Regions from separate parts of the Homo sapiens genome. Here region 2 is linked to region 1. Evidence: chromatin loops called from intact Hi-C (ENCODE). Cell type or tissue: pancreas. All regions are shown on one strand.

Evidence for each region. Hi-C counts contacts between places; a loop is a spot of excess contacts. Peaks named below come from ENCODE experiments on the same cell type or tissue, not always from the same donor. Only the 100,000 strongest peaks of a DNase experiment are listed, where the experiment ranks them.
Region 2: a loop joins it to region 1, with 2.7 times the contacts of the local background. A loop is called at or near these places in 98 of 110 quality-filtered maps.

The regions. Positions count from the first base shown.
Region 1 is chr9:93,678,536-93,686,535 of GRCh38, reverse strand. It overlaps PHF2 (PHD finger protein 2), which reads right to left. Exons shown (of 22, transcript NM_005392.4): 22 at 6,949-8,000. Among named protein-coding and RNA genes, the nearest start is that of MIR548AU, 88 kb to the right of the region's middle. RefSeq lists an enhancer at 7,692-8,000. In pancreas, a CTCF peak has its summit at 4,208 (motif pointing left); DNase peaks (open chromatin) are centred at 4,255, 5,015 and 5,505.
Region 2 is chr9:93,946,759-93,954,758 of GRCh38, reverse strand. BARX1 (BARX homeobox 1) reads left to right here. Exons shown (of 4, transcript NM_021570.4): 2 at 1,572-1,863; 3 at 1,946-2,030; 4 at 2,431-3,132. The coding sequence ends at 2,595. Among named protein-coding and RNA genes, the nearest start is that of BARX1, 4.6 kb to the left of the region's middle. RefSeq lists enhancers at 822-1,385, 1,386-1,950, 4,797-5,722, 5,723-6,650. In pancreas, no CTCF peak of the experiment used is centred here; DNase peaks (open chromatin) are centred at 268, 1,728, 3,588, 3,718 and 3 weaker places; H3K4me3 peaks cover 950 bases; H3K27me3 peaks cover 3,541 bases.

The DNA of each region.
Region 1 (8,000 bases):
TCACAGTCTCTTCTTGTCAGACTCCATTCTGGCACTTCCTCTTCTAAAATTCCCTGTGTGCCCCTCCTTACCTTGGTCTCCAATCCTTTTCTCCTCCAGGGTCCCTGGCCATTCCTTTCACCTTGCTACCCACTGACCACTGAGGCCCTTACCTGCCCAGGAGCTGGGGCTCCCCAAGGGGAAGACCACAGCTGGCTCACCACTGTGGCCCCAGCGCCAGCTAACATGAGGTCAAATGGAGACCATCCTCAGGGGTGAAATGGGCCTGGGGAGGCCTGATGACTGCGCAAAGGATGCCCTGCTGGGGCTGTGAGAGTTGTAGTACAAAACAATGGAGGATCCTTTGTTTGACACAGAGTGTCAGGATCCTGTAACAGTGAAGAGCCACAGATGGTGGTTGAGCAGGAAAGTGACCAGAGGAAATACTGTTTCAAAGCTGAATTTGGAGCAATAAAGAAGGGAATCAGGAGACCTAGACAGGGCAGGGCTGGTGTAGGGGGTCCTGGGAGATTGCACACCCCCCCCACCCCATGACCCGCCCCAGAGTGAAGTGGAGAGCTAAGCCCAGAGAGTGTCTGCATTGAGCTGGGGGAAAAGGGAGGGTTTGACCAGGAGATCGCACCCCTCCTCCCTGAACAGGGAAAGTGGATGCAGCCTGAGGTCATCAACAGCCTTCAGGTTTGCTTCATGGGTTTGCAGCTCATCAATCCAAGGAGGACAATAAGGATCTGGTAGATTGGGAACATATTCCAGCATTGCACCTGGAAACCCTGGACAAGCAGAGTCCAGACATTGATTAAACTTTTACACCGGGAAAATCCCATCTTCAGGGAAAGTAATTTCTGTGTATTTATGTGCCACAAATACCTGGATACCAACGGGGAATATATCAGGGCGATCCCAGTGCTCTGCAGCAAATTACAATACATCCCAGTGGAGCAGAGCTGCGTGGTTTAAAAAGTAAATAATAAGGAAACAGGACTGTCTTTTTCCCCAGATGTAAAGGTGAAATAAATGGCTTTTTTGAGCAATGATAATAATCCCAGTAAACGTCTGACACTGAGCTAAGGTGGCTTACCTCTGTAATCCTGATGGCGCTGGAAGGTAAGATGATTGTCCCCACTGGGGTCCCTGCCAGCCCAGGGAGCAGAGCAGAGATGCCGATGGCCCCCTGGAGGCACAGACATGTAGTTTTCCTAAACTCTAACAGAAAGGAGCCCAAGACGGAAGGAAGGAAATACAAATGTACTCCTGGGCATGTCGCAGACCAAAGCTTCCTCTACCAAATATGTGAGTCACTGCACATTTATGTAAGATTTCCCTTTCACAAGTGGACAAAACCTCACATTGGTGTACACACATGGTACTCCTGGACAACACATGGACAAAATCCTTCCTCTTCTGGATAAAAAGATATAGGTAACAACATGGAGGTGGCCTCACACACTTATTAAATCAGCCACAATGAGCAGAAATCACCCAGCACCGCAGTGGGCTGCTCCCAGGCAGGGCGTGCTGACAAGAGGGCTCTGTGGAGCTGCCGGCCCCTTTGGCAGCCCACCCTTCCCAACCAGGCAGCCTGAGAGACTTGTCCCCAAGAGCACACCGGGCAGGTGGAATCGTGGCACACCAGGCCCTCGATTCTCATTCTCACAAGACCCTCAGGAAACCAGGGGTATTGCTGTATTTTATAGGCAGGAAGTCAAGGCCCCAGGTCATACAGTGGGCAAAGGCAGCACCAGGACCTCCACCACCCACATCAGCACCAGAAGTGGGGTGCACGCTCTCTTTCTGCTCCTGCCTGCGAAGCCGGCGAGTCCATTGTTTGGTAAATGCAGTTTGCAGGGGACAAGGAGGATTCTGATTTTGGAATAGCACTGGCTGGACAGTGGGGCCCAGGGCCCAGCCTGGCCGGCGGGAGGACGATTAATGACAAGGATCCTACTTGGAGGCCGGGCGAGGGCCCAGCCAGCACCGGGTGTTTACAGCTCGCTCGTCTGTTTGGGGCCTGCAAATCCGTGTCAGATGTTAATGGAACAGCATCATTTTTCTACCGAGGTGGCATCGCTGGGGTTGTTTGGATGAGGCAACGGTGGGACTCGGCCTGGAAGAGGGTTCAAGGGCAATGGGTGGCTCAATGGGGCAGCTGGGGCTTGCCAGGGGGCATCCATCAGGCATCCGCAGCCCAGCTGGGCCCCTGAGGGCACCCCACCTTGCACCCCAGTCACCACAGCCAGTCCCTCTGGCCACAGGGCTCTGCAGACAAAAACTTTAAGTTGCGGCCAAGAAAAAAATGTACTGCAAAATGTGAGAAAGAACCGAAAACTGGAAATCAGTAAGTGTTTAAGCATCAGTACAGGCCTGAGGTCCAGGACATGGTTTCCCCTGCACCTCCTACTGTGCTTCAGTGCCAGGTCCACCCACGGAAGCTCTCGGGCCAGGCCTGGTCGCCCAAGGCAGCGCTGCAGGCCATCACCACTCTCGATAAGGCCTAGAGGGCAGAAGTCAAGGCCTGGGTGAGGACACCTCTCCCCTGCCTCAGCTCCAGTGGGAACCTCCCCTGCCCCTCCGGGTGGAGGCAGCCTTGCCGTCAGCAAGGCAGAGGGAAAAAAAAGAGGCCCAGAGAAGGAAAGTGACCTGCCCAAGGTCACACAGTGAGCAAGACCCTCTGAGCAGGGCTTGCAGAAGGGTAGAAGAGTGCTCCACAAGGGGCTGTTGGGAAGTGGGGGGCACACAGGGAAGCGTGGGCCCTGGAGCAACTCTATGTGGGTCAGCGCCATCACCCCCACTCTGGAGATGAGGAGGCTGAGGCTGTCCTCCAAGGCCACACAGCCAGGCTGGGCAAGGACCTGCCAAGGGCTTGAGGGGATGAAGCCTCCCTCTAACCCTGGCCCTGCTGGCTCTCAGTGCCCTCTCCTCACCTAACTGCCTCCTGGCTCTTCCCCAGCAAGCTGGCTCCTGCCTGAGGGCCTTGGCACAGGCTGTCCCCTCTGCTTACACTCTTCTCTCAGGCTCTCAAGGCTCTGCTCAAAGGCCCCCCAGGCCAGACTGTCTAAGCCTGCCCAGCCCATGACCCAGCCCTGTTCCCTCCATGGGCCGGGGCTTAGGGAGCATGCTAAGTGGTCAGCCAGCCAGAGGAAAGCTTGTAGTGCCCTGCATAGCACACAGTAGGTGCTCAGGAACTGTGACCACACTGGCCACAGGGTCACTGGACAAGACCAGCGGTATTGGACCCGGATATCTGAGACCTTCCGTCTGAGTACTTATGTCACCGTCACCACTGGGAATTATTATTAAGGAGACTGTTTTCGCGAAGACTGGAACACAGCTTGGATTTTAAAATCAGCAACATCTCTCTCTCTCTTTTTAACCCTGTACCGTAAGCCCTCTCAACTCTCCCTTCCACACTACCCTCCAGCCTCTTGATACTGCGAACAAGGAGGGCAGAGACCCTTGGCAGCCATATGTCTTTGACAAGACCTGCCTCAGTGTCACCATCCACAAATCAGGCTCCTTGCCCAGGGCTGTGCAGAGTCTGGGATGGGCACAGAGCTCAGGCTAGGCTAGGCTGGGGCAGGCAGGGGAAAGAGACCTGCCTATCTAGGGGAAAGGGGTGGTAAAGAGAGAGCCGCTGTGGAGACAGCGCTGGTGCCCCTTAGCTGAGCTCCGAGCTACACCCTGCTCTTCCACTGGCTCAGGCCCTCGCTGCAGCCATACACCTCAGGGCCTTTGCTCCTGCACCGCCCCTTGCCCCACACCCACAGCCCTCCTTCCGCAGGCCTTGCAAGCTGCCTCCTGGCTGCTGGCTGCAGAATGTCTCTCTGCAGGTCTCACTTATAAGCCCAAAGGCCCTGGAGCTGACCTGCTTGGACGTAAATTCCTGCTCTAGCAGCTGAGAGACTCTGTGCCTCAGTTTCTTCATCAGTAAAATAGAGACGCTCAGGGGATCTCCCTTGGGGGGCGACTGTGAAGCATGAACAAGGTAACAGAGCACATGTGCATCAATGACTAAGCTGAGCTGATTTTTACTGTCGCCTTCCTTCCCAGCACTCACAGCATGCTTGTTTTTTTGTTGTTGTTGTTGTTTTGGCCCATAGTTACCATCACGCCTGCCATTAGCCCTTAAGTCCCAGCACCCGCCCCAGCCCCAGGCACTAAATAACCTCACACAATTGTCCTCCTTGTTCCCGGCCCTGCCCTGCCCCCCGGTGGTTATTCTGGGTATGGCCCCAAAGGTTCGCAAATTGAACCCTGTTTTGCCAACTGCAGGTTCAGGGACCGGCTCTGGGTCCAGCCGGGGCGAAAGGATGTGGGCACATATATAGGCAGGGTCCTGCAGAATAGACTGACCTGGCCGAGTTTCTGAGCTCCCCACCAGGCATGGAGATGATGGGCACATGGCAGGGGCAGGGGAAGAGTCCCTCGCCTCTGGCCAACCAGCAGCAGGCTGTAGTCCTGGAGAGCTCACTCCACCTGCTCCCGAACTGCGGGGCTCCCCAAGGGCCTGACGCATCCCTCCACTGTGACGGTGGCCCCAGGGCCCTGCTCTGAGCCGCTGCAGACTCTCCTTTCTGTTCAGCCCACAGGGCCCATGTCTGACAACCCCAGGGTCTTGCTGCCTGCCTCTACCTCTGCTCATGTTGCTAGAAACATCACTTTCTATGGTCAGCTCCAGGCGCCCCTGGAGACCTGCCCTTCCCACCTGGAGGCATGTCTCCCCCACACGCTGTCCTGTGGTCCTGTGATCCTGTGGTCCAGGCGGCAGGTGTGGGTCCCGCTCTACCGTGAGCAGCGGGTGCCTCTTCTGAACCTCGGTGGACTCCTGGGCAGAACTGGCTGATGATAACACCTGCCCCAGGTTGTCAGTCATGGTGAAGTCTGGGGCAGGTTCTCCACACAGTCTCGGACACACAGTAGCCACTCAGTAAACAACTGTGGAATCCAGCGAGCTTTGGAGGGCGGGACCGGGGGCAGTTTGCTTGTGTGTGTTCACTGCACTGCGCACTGAACTTGCTCAGGCCAAGCTGGGCAGGCTGCAGGGACAGACAGGCCTGAATCTCAGAGGCGTGACCCACAAAGTCCGCTGCTGGTCGGCAGCTCCCTCCCAGACCTCACCCTCCCAACTTCACTGTCATAGGGCAGTCAGCACCGACACCAAGGTTAGGGGAAGAGCCACAGCTAGGGGCATGCTTGGGGCCACATGGGCCCCTGGCCTCCCGGCTGCAGGCGCACACCCAGAGATGCATGTCCAGGTCTGTGTGCCGCACACCTGGGCAGGATCCTTGCATGACACTTGGCTCACAGGCTGCCTGGCACTCAGTGGGGGCTGGGCTCGAGACACTGGGCCGGCCCGAGTGCAGCACAGGGCGGAGCCTGGGCTCCAGGAGATGCTGGGCAGCCGCAGAAGCCCCTTCCAGGGCCCAGGGTGCTCAGCTCCTGTGAGTCCTAACAGCAGTGCTTGGTGGAGGTGGACCCAACTAGCACCCAGACAGCTCCACCAAGATCCAGATGCTGGGCCCAGGGGGCCGGCCAGACTGAGGGTGGTTGGAGCTCCAGAGCCCGGGCCTGAAGGGCGCTGCACACTTTATCTCAGTGGCTGCGGGGCTGAAGGTGCAGGGACTCCTGGGGGAAGCATAGGACAGTCTCTAGCTGGACCTGGCAAGGACAGGCCAGCTTCCCAGGCAGCCTGGGGGTGTGCAGAGGATACCCAGCTCTTGTGGAGTCCAGCGGAGTGGCTCAGGCTGTGGGAGTGCCCACAGCCCAGGGGCATCCAAAATGCCTGGCAGCCTGGGCAGCCCCAGCATGGGTCCCAGGCACCACCTGGGGGCAGCACTGGGACCCCGCCCTATCCTGGGGAGCCCCCAGGTCCTGGAGGGGTTCCTCCTGGGGGCTCGACCACCATGCGTGGTGGGAGCATCCCCCGGAGCACCCAGCAGGGACTGGAGGAAACAAAGCTCAGAGCGAGAAAGGACTTGCCCAAGGGCAGCCTTGGGTTAGTTTCCTGTGCCACATGACAAACTGCATGGAGTGAATGACCACAGGTCTGCGGGTTGACAAAACCCCTAGAATCTTGCAGTGGTGGGTCAGACACCCAGCACGGCAGAGCCCTCTGCTCAGGGTCTACTGGAGATCCTGCTTCCTCAGGGTGTTGGCAGCCAGGGCCGACCCTGCTCAGCAACCTGCAAGCTGAGCAACCTTGGGTGACCCAGGCCAAACTTGTCTCCAGCTTATCCCACTCCCAGCTCCCATCCCAGGGCAAGACCCCATGTGTGGGGGCCTGGGCCAGTCCAGCCGTCATCACACCCCTTGATTCTCAGCATCTGCCTGCCCAAATGGCCCGAGGTTATTCATGTTTCTTCAATAAACGCCAAATGGCCTGTTTATCCGTGGTCCTCAACATTGTCACCAGCACCCCCACGCATGCACCCCCACCAACAGACTGACCCAGGCCTCACCTGTGTCCCAGCAGCCCTGCCTGCCACACATCACGAGCAGCGACCCCACCCCTGCGCTCAGCACCCTCCCTGGGCTTGCACCATTTGAGTGCCTCTGTCAGGTAAGGGCTGTTCCTGGTAGTTAGCTGTAATCACATCAGACTTAGGCTAGAACCGTGCAAGGGACTGAATGCTTCTGGGTGTGCATCCGTGCTGGGGTGCACATGTGTGTGCCTACTGGACTCAGCCAAACGCCATACCCTTGAGTCCAAAAGAAGGTTCTAGAGGCTTCCCAAGGACATCCTCAGGGCTGGGACTGACAAACGCTGCTGCCACCCCTGCAGCCCCCGAGGGTCTCTTCTGTCCACTCCTGCCAGCCAGCTTGGGGTGCTGTGTGTGATTTGGCTGAGCAACCCGAAGCTTTCCATGAGGAACGCAGGTGGCTGGAGCCTCCCCACCACCCTCACTGCCAGGGTGAACAACTACAGTCGAGGCAGAAATGACACAGACATGGTTCTGTACAAAACCTGAAATATTTTTACTTTTTTAAAACTTTGATCTAAGTTGCCTTAGACCTCATGGACTCGATACAAGAGTAATATGAATTGGGAAATAAAACACTTTAATAGCCACGATAAACTTTGTTAGAAATGTACATGTTGCCAAAATAATAATAATAAAATTAAAAAAAAGAGAGAGAGAGAACAGCTTGATGTCCAGGTTAGATTATATAAATGTTCAACAAGGGCAGGGTAAAGGAAACTTTAAAAACACCAGTTCTGAATAAGCCTGGGGCCCCGTGAGACTCCCCCTCTCCCACCCAGTCTCGGGCCCTAGGGACTGCGTCCCTCCAAACAGGACAAGTGGGAGTGGATAAGGCCTCCACCAAGCTGCCTCTCCCAGTGGACAAAAACATCCAGGTAATGGGTATATAAACAAAGCTCATAAGAAATGTACAAATATAAAAAGCTACAAACATTAATAAATTACAGCATCACAAAACACGGAAACACTTCACAAGGTGCTAGTAAAATAACTGTATCCCCCAATCCCCTCATCATACAAGGAAAACAAAGAGCTGGTATTAAAGTTGAAGATTCATCTTCAAAATGTGTCTGAAATAGATCTTTTGTGTACTATTTGCTTCTGTAAAGACAGAGTGTAAGGCTGCACAGACATCACTTGTTTTTCAGGCAATACCTTAGTTCTTAAAAGAAAAAAATAATAATAATAAAAGGAAAGGAGAAGGAAAAAGCATCAGAACCCAACTGTCCATCTGACTCAGCAAAAAACTCGTATAAATGTTAATGAAGAACTCTATAGAAAGAAATTCCTAAAGATACTTTTACTCTTATAAAAAAGAAGTTATTTAAAAAGCTATTTACACGCTACATTCTATGAAAAATATGCTTCAGGAAATACATCTAAAATTAAAATACAGGATTGCCTGAGAAACAAATCCAGCCCCTCCGTGTCGATGGTGGACACACCATCCAGGTACGACCCATGCAGGCGACACCACACGCTGACACGGGAGAACAGAGAAGTGCCGACCGTAAGTCCTCG
Region 2 (8,000 bases), 270 kb before region 1:
GGGTGCAAGCTCCAGGCCTCACAGAAACCAGGCCTCGTGCCCGCGGGCCGCCCGGGGAGGGTGTTCGCTCTTTCCTTCACTGCTTCCCTTCGGCCTCCAGCCCGGGGACCCCGAGTGAGCATCCCCAGTGCAGGCGCACTGCCAGGCTACGGACTCTCGTGGGTGGAAGCGACCTCAGGCCACGGGCGCCTGGGCTTCGCCGCAGAGGGATGGCCGGGAGTGGCCGCGGCTGCCCAACCCAGGGAAGTCGGACCTCTGGGGAGGAGGCCTGCGCTCCCGAGGGCTGGGTGCTGACGCGGGCCCAAGCCGGCCCGGAGTCCCCGGGAGCTCCAGCGGGCGAGGAACGCGGCCTTGGCCGCAGTGCGGACCTGCTTCGGCCTTGCCTTGGGGCCAGAGGCCTGACTGTGAGCAGCTGCCTGGCTGTCCCTTCTGGTTTCAGGTCGGCTGGGCCTCTGCAGGGCTTGAACGGCCTGCGCAGACCTTTTCAGCTTCTGCCCTTTCTTCTAATTTGGCGGGGCCTGCTCTGCCCTGATGGTGCTGTCTCCATCGCACTCCACCCTCGTCTTGTCTTTCCCTATCTCGCTTTCCAACCGTCTGCCGGTCGGCCTCCCTCGCTTCTCTCATTGGGGTCGGCCTGCCTCCCATCTCCCACCTTTTCCCTACGGGTCCTCTGCCCCACATTTACCTGCGCCTTGCCCTGCCCTTTCCGACTCCAGCCAGGCTAGGACTCGCACCTCAGTGACAGGCCTGTCGGGGAAGGGAGGCTCCTACGCTGTAGCCGGGACCCCAGCCCTTCAAGTCGCCTTCCCTGCACCCCCCCACCTCCTAGTCGGTGCTCCCTAGCCTGGAGACGGCAGGGCCAGCGCGCTCCTTCTAAGTCCAGCTGGGACTCGGCCATTCGGCTACCTTTCGTCTCCATCTGCTCTGTTGCTACTAATTCGTTTGAAGCGGGCACACAATCATTTTAGGACTGAAGAAAATGGAAACATCTGCATGGGGAAGCGTCTGAAAATAGAAAACGTGAACAATAATTTCCAGGTTCTCAGGGTACTTTGGAATTTCCGGGAAGCACCCAACTCCGGCCCAGATGACTCCTGGCCACCGCATGGCTGTTGTGCCACGCACGGAAGAGCAAATGTGCACGCTCCGTGCATGTTCTTTTTCTAACGCAGCAAGGCTGATTTGGTTGGAGCAAACGCCATCTTCTTAGGACCAGCTGCCGTTTTCTTTTTGGTTTCTACTTTCCCCGAAAGACAAGACACACTCCGAGTTTCTCGCAGCTGCAAACATGTTCATCAGGAACCCCGAGATCTCAGAGGCAGCTGAGGCCTGGGGAACTCCAGGACAGAACACGGACAGGGTCGAGGAGATACTCCCTCCCAAATCTGGGGAACGGCAACGTTGAGGAGGGTCTCCATCTGCGCCACCGGCGCCGACCGGCAGGGCGTGGAGGTTTTGCGCTGGGAGGCACTGGCCAAGCGCGAGCACCCCCGCGGCACGTGGTGCGGCAGTCCCTGGGGCAGAGGAGCGCGGCCGTAGCTCACCCGGGTCCTCATTCTCTTTCTTCGCAGCCGTGCTGAAGGCCGAGCAGGCGGCGGTGTTCAAGTTCCCACTGGCGCCGCTGGGCTGTTCAGGGCTGAGCTCTGCGTTGCTGGCGGCAGGGCCCGGGCTGCCCGGCGCCGCGGGTGCGCCACACCTGCCGCTCGAGTTGCAGCTCCGCGGGAAGCTGGAGGCGGCAGGCCCTGGGGAGCCAGGCACCAAAGCCAAGAAGGGGCGTCGGAGCCGCACTGTGTTCACCGAGCTGCAGCTGATGGGCCTGGAGAAACGCTTCGAGAAGCAGAAGTACCTTTCCACGCCGGACAGGTAGGGCGGTACAAGGCTGGGGCCAGCGGGCTGTGGGAGTGTGGTCACTTGCCTTGCTGAGGGTGCGCCCTGCTCTTTCCAGAATAGATCTTGCTGAGTCCCTGGGCCTGAGCCAGTTGCAGGTGAAGACGTGGTACCAGAATCGGAGGATGAAGTGGAAGAAAATAGTGAGTGTGCCTGGTGGCTTCCCACCCCTCAGCTTCCTGGGCCATGCCCCGGTGCATGCAGAGCTGCTCTCCTCTTTCTCCCCACTGAGACTCTGCCCAACCCCCCGATTCCCTCGGTGCCTGGTACGCACCGGAATCCTCTCAGTTTTTTCTGCCCCTTGGGTAAGCCAACATTTCGTCCTTTCCCGCGGCACCTTCAGGCCTCCTGGCAGTCTTATGCTCCCCAGGCCGGGCCGCTCCCCAGGCGGCATTTGGACAAATGGCCGCCATTTCCCGGGACATTTCCCCACCATTTCCTCATATGGACCCTGCACTCCTTAGTCCTACCTGGGTTCAAGTCTCCTCGGGGGTCCCCAGTCCACGTGCTGGCTCACCCAGGTGCTGGCGGTCCCCCGTGCAGGTGCTGCAGGGCGGCGGCCTGGAGTCTCCCACCAAGCCCAAGGGGCGGCCCAAGAAGAACTCAATTCCAACGAGCGAGCAGCTTACTGAGCAGGAGCGCGCCAAGGATGCAGAGAAACCGGCGGAGGTGCCGGGCGAGCCCAGCGACAGGAGCCGCGAGGACTGAGGGCGGTATACGGTGCGGGGCCTGGGATGCCCGCGCCACCCGCAGCCCCCTCACTCGGCGGAAACCCGCGAGCCGGCCCTTCCGCGTCCAAGAAGTTTACTTCCTAAGCCTTTTTATTATGATCTTGAATGCGGACAATTGGGGCCAAACGAGGAAGGACACAGACCCAAAAGCCAGACCCAGGTCCCAGCGCGCTTCTGGGCTCTAACCTGGGAGACTCGCATCCAGCCCGGCGGAAGCTACAGTCTCTACCCTGAGCTCCGTGGCGCAGAGCGCTCCACGCGTATTCACGCCCCGCTCCTCGCCTGCACCCCCACCCCGTCTGGGGCCTGCCCTCCCGGCCGGGGAGCCTCCAGGCACACACCCGCTTCTGGACGTCGGGGACCCAGCGGTTGGGCTCAGGCCACAACGGCCTGAGATTGCCCCGGGGCAACCCGTCGGCTCGGCCTGGAGGCCGGGTCCCCGATGTCGCTGGGGCCCCTACCCCCTCTTGCGAAGACGGTGACTTTTTTTCCAATAAAATATTTTATGACACAATCGGGCTCGGTGGAGCAGCTTCTGAATCCGCAGGGGGTGAGGGTGGGGGTGGGGGTGGGCTCGGCAAGATAAGCGGAACGCGGGCAGTTGCTTCTTAAACTTCCTTTCCTCCGGCTCTGTCGAAGGCAGCTGTGCTCTTCACCATCAAGCCCGGGCTAGGCACGGCGGGCGGCTCGGTGGCTGCAGGATCCTAGGAATCGCTTCCACTCTGGGCGTGAGGGGCCAGTCTGAACTCCACCTCCTCTCCCTTGCCAGCCAGAGAGTCGCTGGCAGGAGCGGTCTGGCCGCACCGCGGGTGCCCAAAGGAGCGGGAGCCAGAGGTCCGCCGCAGAGCTCGCTCCGGAAGTGGCCCGGACAGAGAGCCGCCTCGGTTGTTGTTTCGGTTTCCTGGGACTTGAAGGACCAGTTCGTGCGGTCCTTGAGATGGTCTTCACCAACCCTTTATGAGGCGGATGGGAAGTCGAGGACGCAAGGTTTGGACAGAGCCCCCCCACCAGCGCGGTAGCCCGCCCGCGGGTCCTTGCAGCAGCAATGGCTCCCCAGAGTTCTCACATTTTCCGCAGGATACTCAGGGCGGCGGCGCCTGGGCTGCTGAGTTCCACCTCTGGGCAGTGAGGGCACCTGGCCGACGGAGAGAGAGGACTCAGCTGACACCGGCCTAGGGAGGGTGGTCCCTTGCAGGGACACAGCTTGGTTGCATGTGCTCTCAGGTGCCCCCTTCTCATGGAGGTCTCAGTTGCCTTCCCGCAGTCTAGGCTGGGCTCAGGGCTGCCTGTGGGTTCCTGTCCTTGTGCTTCCTGAAGCTGGGGGTGGGGAGGATGACCAGAGGTGGGGATGGAGCGATGACCACTTTACTGGTTAAAGCTCAGGAAGACTATGAAACTTGGCCATTCAGAGTTCCTGAAGCCAGGTCCTTCCAGACTCAAACAGGAAAAGAGATTTAGGTACAACAATAACAACAACAACAACAACAAAAGAGATTCAGGAACAAACAAACAAACAACTCAGCTGCAGGCTTTGTGTTTCAGAATGTGAAAGTGACTTCTTCTGGCCCCCACCTATTGTGGCAACACCTTTCCTTTCAGATCTTGGCTTGATAGGCTCTTCCCAGAACCTGAGCTTGCACTTCCCCTGCCGGTACCTCAAGGCGGAAGGAATGAGGGGTGGGCGGGGGGGTGGCGGGGGGAGGGCGGCGTGGGGAGAGGAGAGGGAGACAGCAAGCACTTTCCGAAGGCTGCAGCCACTTTCCTCACCCCAGTCCTGCCAGGTGTGGTAAACCAGCTCTTGCTCACTCTGAGTTCTTAATTCAGCCTTGCAAACAGCTCCCAGACTACTCGCCTGCTTTTCCTGAGGAGCCAGAAAACCTACCCAACCTTGACCGCCTGGAATGAATGAATCATCAGTCTGTGACTGCGGCCCTTAATCCCTTCCAGCCTTGGGGTTACTCCTACGTCTTTCAACCTAGTGACCCTACAGTAACTTTCCTGCGCTGGTCCCAGCAGCCAAGTGACTTACGTGACTGCATTTAATCCTCTCCATTTGAAAGGACAGGAAGTGAAGGTCTGACTTCTGTGGAAAGGGAGGCCTGAGGGACCTGGTTTCCAGCTATGTCTCTACCATACAGAGTTGTGAAAGAAGGTAGAATGCACCTACACCAGTCAAGAGGGGAAAGGAGGGGGATCTGACCAGCATCAGTCACAGTTAGTTCAGGGCTCTCCGGTTTTACTAAATCCGAGGAAGGCAACCTTCAGCAGATTAGCTGCCTTGCGAATCTTTGGCATTTTCCCAAGGTGCCTTGCTGTTCTGGACCTAGTGGTCTTTGTAGGACCAGGGCTCTGAGGGGTTGGGGAGGGGGTCTGGCCAATCCGGAGTCAGAGCACAAGGGCCCCAATATTTCAGCGAGAACAGCCACCTCCCGGCACAGAGGGGAACTTGATGCGGGAACTCCGGTCCGGGGGTCACCTGTGGGTCAGTGGGGAAGTTGGGCCTCAAATGAGGGAGACCAGATTCCAGGCCCTGCAGTGCGGGAGGGGTGGAGTTGTTGTCACTGCCTTCACCTCTGTGCTCCTTGCCGGGACAGGGAACGCAGAGGCAGACCGAGTCCCCGAGACTGGGGAAGAGGAGAGGGCTGCACGCCATTGTGTTTGGGCAGCTCAGGGCTTCCTTGCTTGGTGGAACCCTTGAGACCCAACGGAAGCTCCAGGCCCGCTCCAGGGAGCTAAGGCGCAGAGGCAGACGATTGCCCGCCGGCCCGGAGACCCCGTGCTGACCTAGCCCACAAAGCTGCCACTCTAGGTAAAGGGCCGCATCCTGTCTTCCAAGGTGACACAGTCTGTCGGACTGCGCGTGCCCGACCGGAGCTACCTGGCGCCCGCCCTGCGTGCCACTGCGCCCCAGCCACCGAGCGCTGAGGTTGTCTCTCTGCCTGCAGGCAGCAGTCGCATCCTTCATTTCAGGCCCGGGACTTGAAGGAAAGGTCCCTTGGATCCCATTCCTCTTCCGCTCTATGCACAAGTCTCTTCTCATCCCCAAAGTCCTGGGAAAAAAACCCAGATATGGCGTGGGCCCAGGTGGCTGAGCTTCCCGGAGCCCGGGGGCCGCAGCCAGGGGAGGGAGAGGGCTCAGGAGTCTCGCGAGAGCTGTGGCCCTGCGGGAGTGGGGAGCGCCTGCGACCGCCTGGACCCTGGGGACGCGAAGGGCTGGGGGAGGAGAGAGGGCTGGGATTAGCCTGGCCGCAGCGTTCCCCCAGAGGCGCGAAGTTTGCGCTCAGTGTGCTTTGTTCAAGGTGGCCTGGGGAATGAGGGAGTCCTTGGGGAGGCTTGTCAGAAGGGCCCCGGCCCGGGATGGGGGAGGGGGTCGCTTCTCCACTGGTGTGATCCTGGCCGGAGCAAGACGTTCTCCTGGTCAGTAGAAGGGGAGCTGGAGAGTCTCGGGAGAGAGAAGATTTGGGCGGCGCCCAGCTGGGCCCAGCACGCAGGAGGCGTGTGGGGAACGGAAGGCCACTTGCAGCTGGCTTGGATATTCCAGCTTACCGCGGGCTCCACGCACAGCCCCCGCAGCGCGAGGACAGTCGCAGGCGTAGTCGCGAGCGGGGGCGCCCCATCCCTCCCCCTGGCTTTTCACCTAAAAAAAAAAAAAGTTCCTCTGGCTTGCTCCCTTCCCTGTTCTGGATTCCCCTAGAGGGTCACTTGTGGGGACTAAGAAAGAAAAAAAAAAAAGAAGAAGCGCGGGTCCCAGCCCAAGTCGACAACAGCAGAATCTGAAGTTTTTGTCCCCTGGAGCTGGAGGGCACTGTCTTACTGTGCCTACAGGGAAACCGAGCAGGGCCAGCTAGGAGTGGCCAAAATGTGGTCCTCTCAACCCCGAGTGAGCACCTTCACTCGGCCATCTCTCCCCATCTCCCTGGAGCTCCAGGGTCCGAGCAGAAACCTGGTACCGCCTTTGTTTTCAGTTGCTCCCCTGCCTGATTTCCTTTCTACAGGTCAGGGAGCCTCTGCCCTAGAAATGACAGTACCGGAGAAGGAACGCAAAGGACATCCCCTGAGCCCACTTTGGGTTCCTGTGTCCACGGAGGAGACTAGCTGATGCTGGGAACCTCTGTCCCCTCTGTTCAGGCTGGGTTCCCCAGCGGTCCCACCTACAGCCCCCACCCTCCCTCCCAGCTCAGCCCGGGGCCAGATCTCCGAGCTGAAGGAAAACTTCTCAAATGCCACCTCCCCAACCCCACTGTAGGGAGGTAAGGGAGCTGGGACTCCTCGCTCCGCTGGGCGGGGCAGGAAGGTAATGGCAGCCGAGGGGCCAGCAGGTGCTGACTCTGGCTCAGCTCTCTACCTCTATTCTGGTCCCCCGGGCCACTCATAACTTCCTGCCCCAGGACTGTCAGAGGCCCCTCCAGGGAAGGGCCTTTCCTCTTGGGATCTCTCTGACTTTGGAAGGGGGACCCTCACTGGTGTGACTTCAGAAGTTCAATTTGTCTTAGCTCTTACACAGTAGTGTCCCTAGGTCTCGACTTTAAGACAGCATCTTCCCATTTCTGAAATCTGGGTTCCATGACAGTTGAGATGGGGACGAGGGTCCCAGAGGCTGTGGGTGTCATGGATGCTCCATGTGACCTCCCGCCCACTCCCATGGGTGTACTGCCGAGGTTATTTAGCCATTCCAGTGAACAGTGGTGGCCCCTGGCCTCTCAGGCACCAACACTGGAGGGGAAGACCACAGAGGGGAGTCCTTCAGCTAGGCCAAGGAATTCACAGGGGAGGAGAAGCTTGGGGCGGGGCGGGGTGGGGGGTGGTTCTTCAGCAAGGCATAGAAATTCACAGGGGAAGAGCAGCTTAGAGGGTGTCCATTGAGAGAGGTGCCTCTGACCTCTCTCAAAGAAGGCTTCTCAAAGAAGTTTTAGGAATACCTCCACTGATGATTGATTGCGCTGATAGTTGCCGTTTTGATGTAAACTCAATAGTGATCTGTGGTTTTTTTTTTTTTAAATCTATGTGCTAATAAGCCTAAAAGAGATATTTGAGTAAGTATAAAATAAAAATTCCAGGTGATATGAGAGCAATGGGTTATGGCTTCATTCGCAATATTTAAACAACGTTTCTTTCTCAATGCTTCAGGAAATAATCGTGCATCTGACATCAGTGGCAGCATGGACTGGCTGATATGTATCAAGCTCTTATGTCAGCCCTTCATTCCTTTAACAAGCACTTATTGAGTATGGCAGACAATTCCTAGCGCTAGGGACAGAACCCCCCCCCCATTTCTTCTGAATTACTTTATCGATCCAGGGACACCCCAGTAAGCTAGGTGCTCCTGCTCCCATTTTCCAGAAGATAAAGCTCACAGATGTTAGGCAACTTGCCCAGGAACAC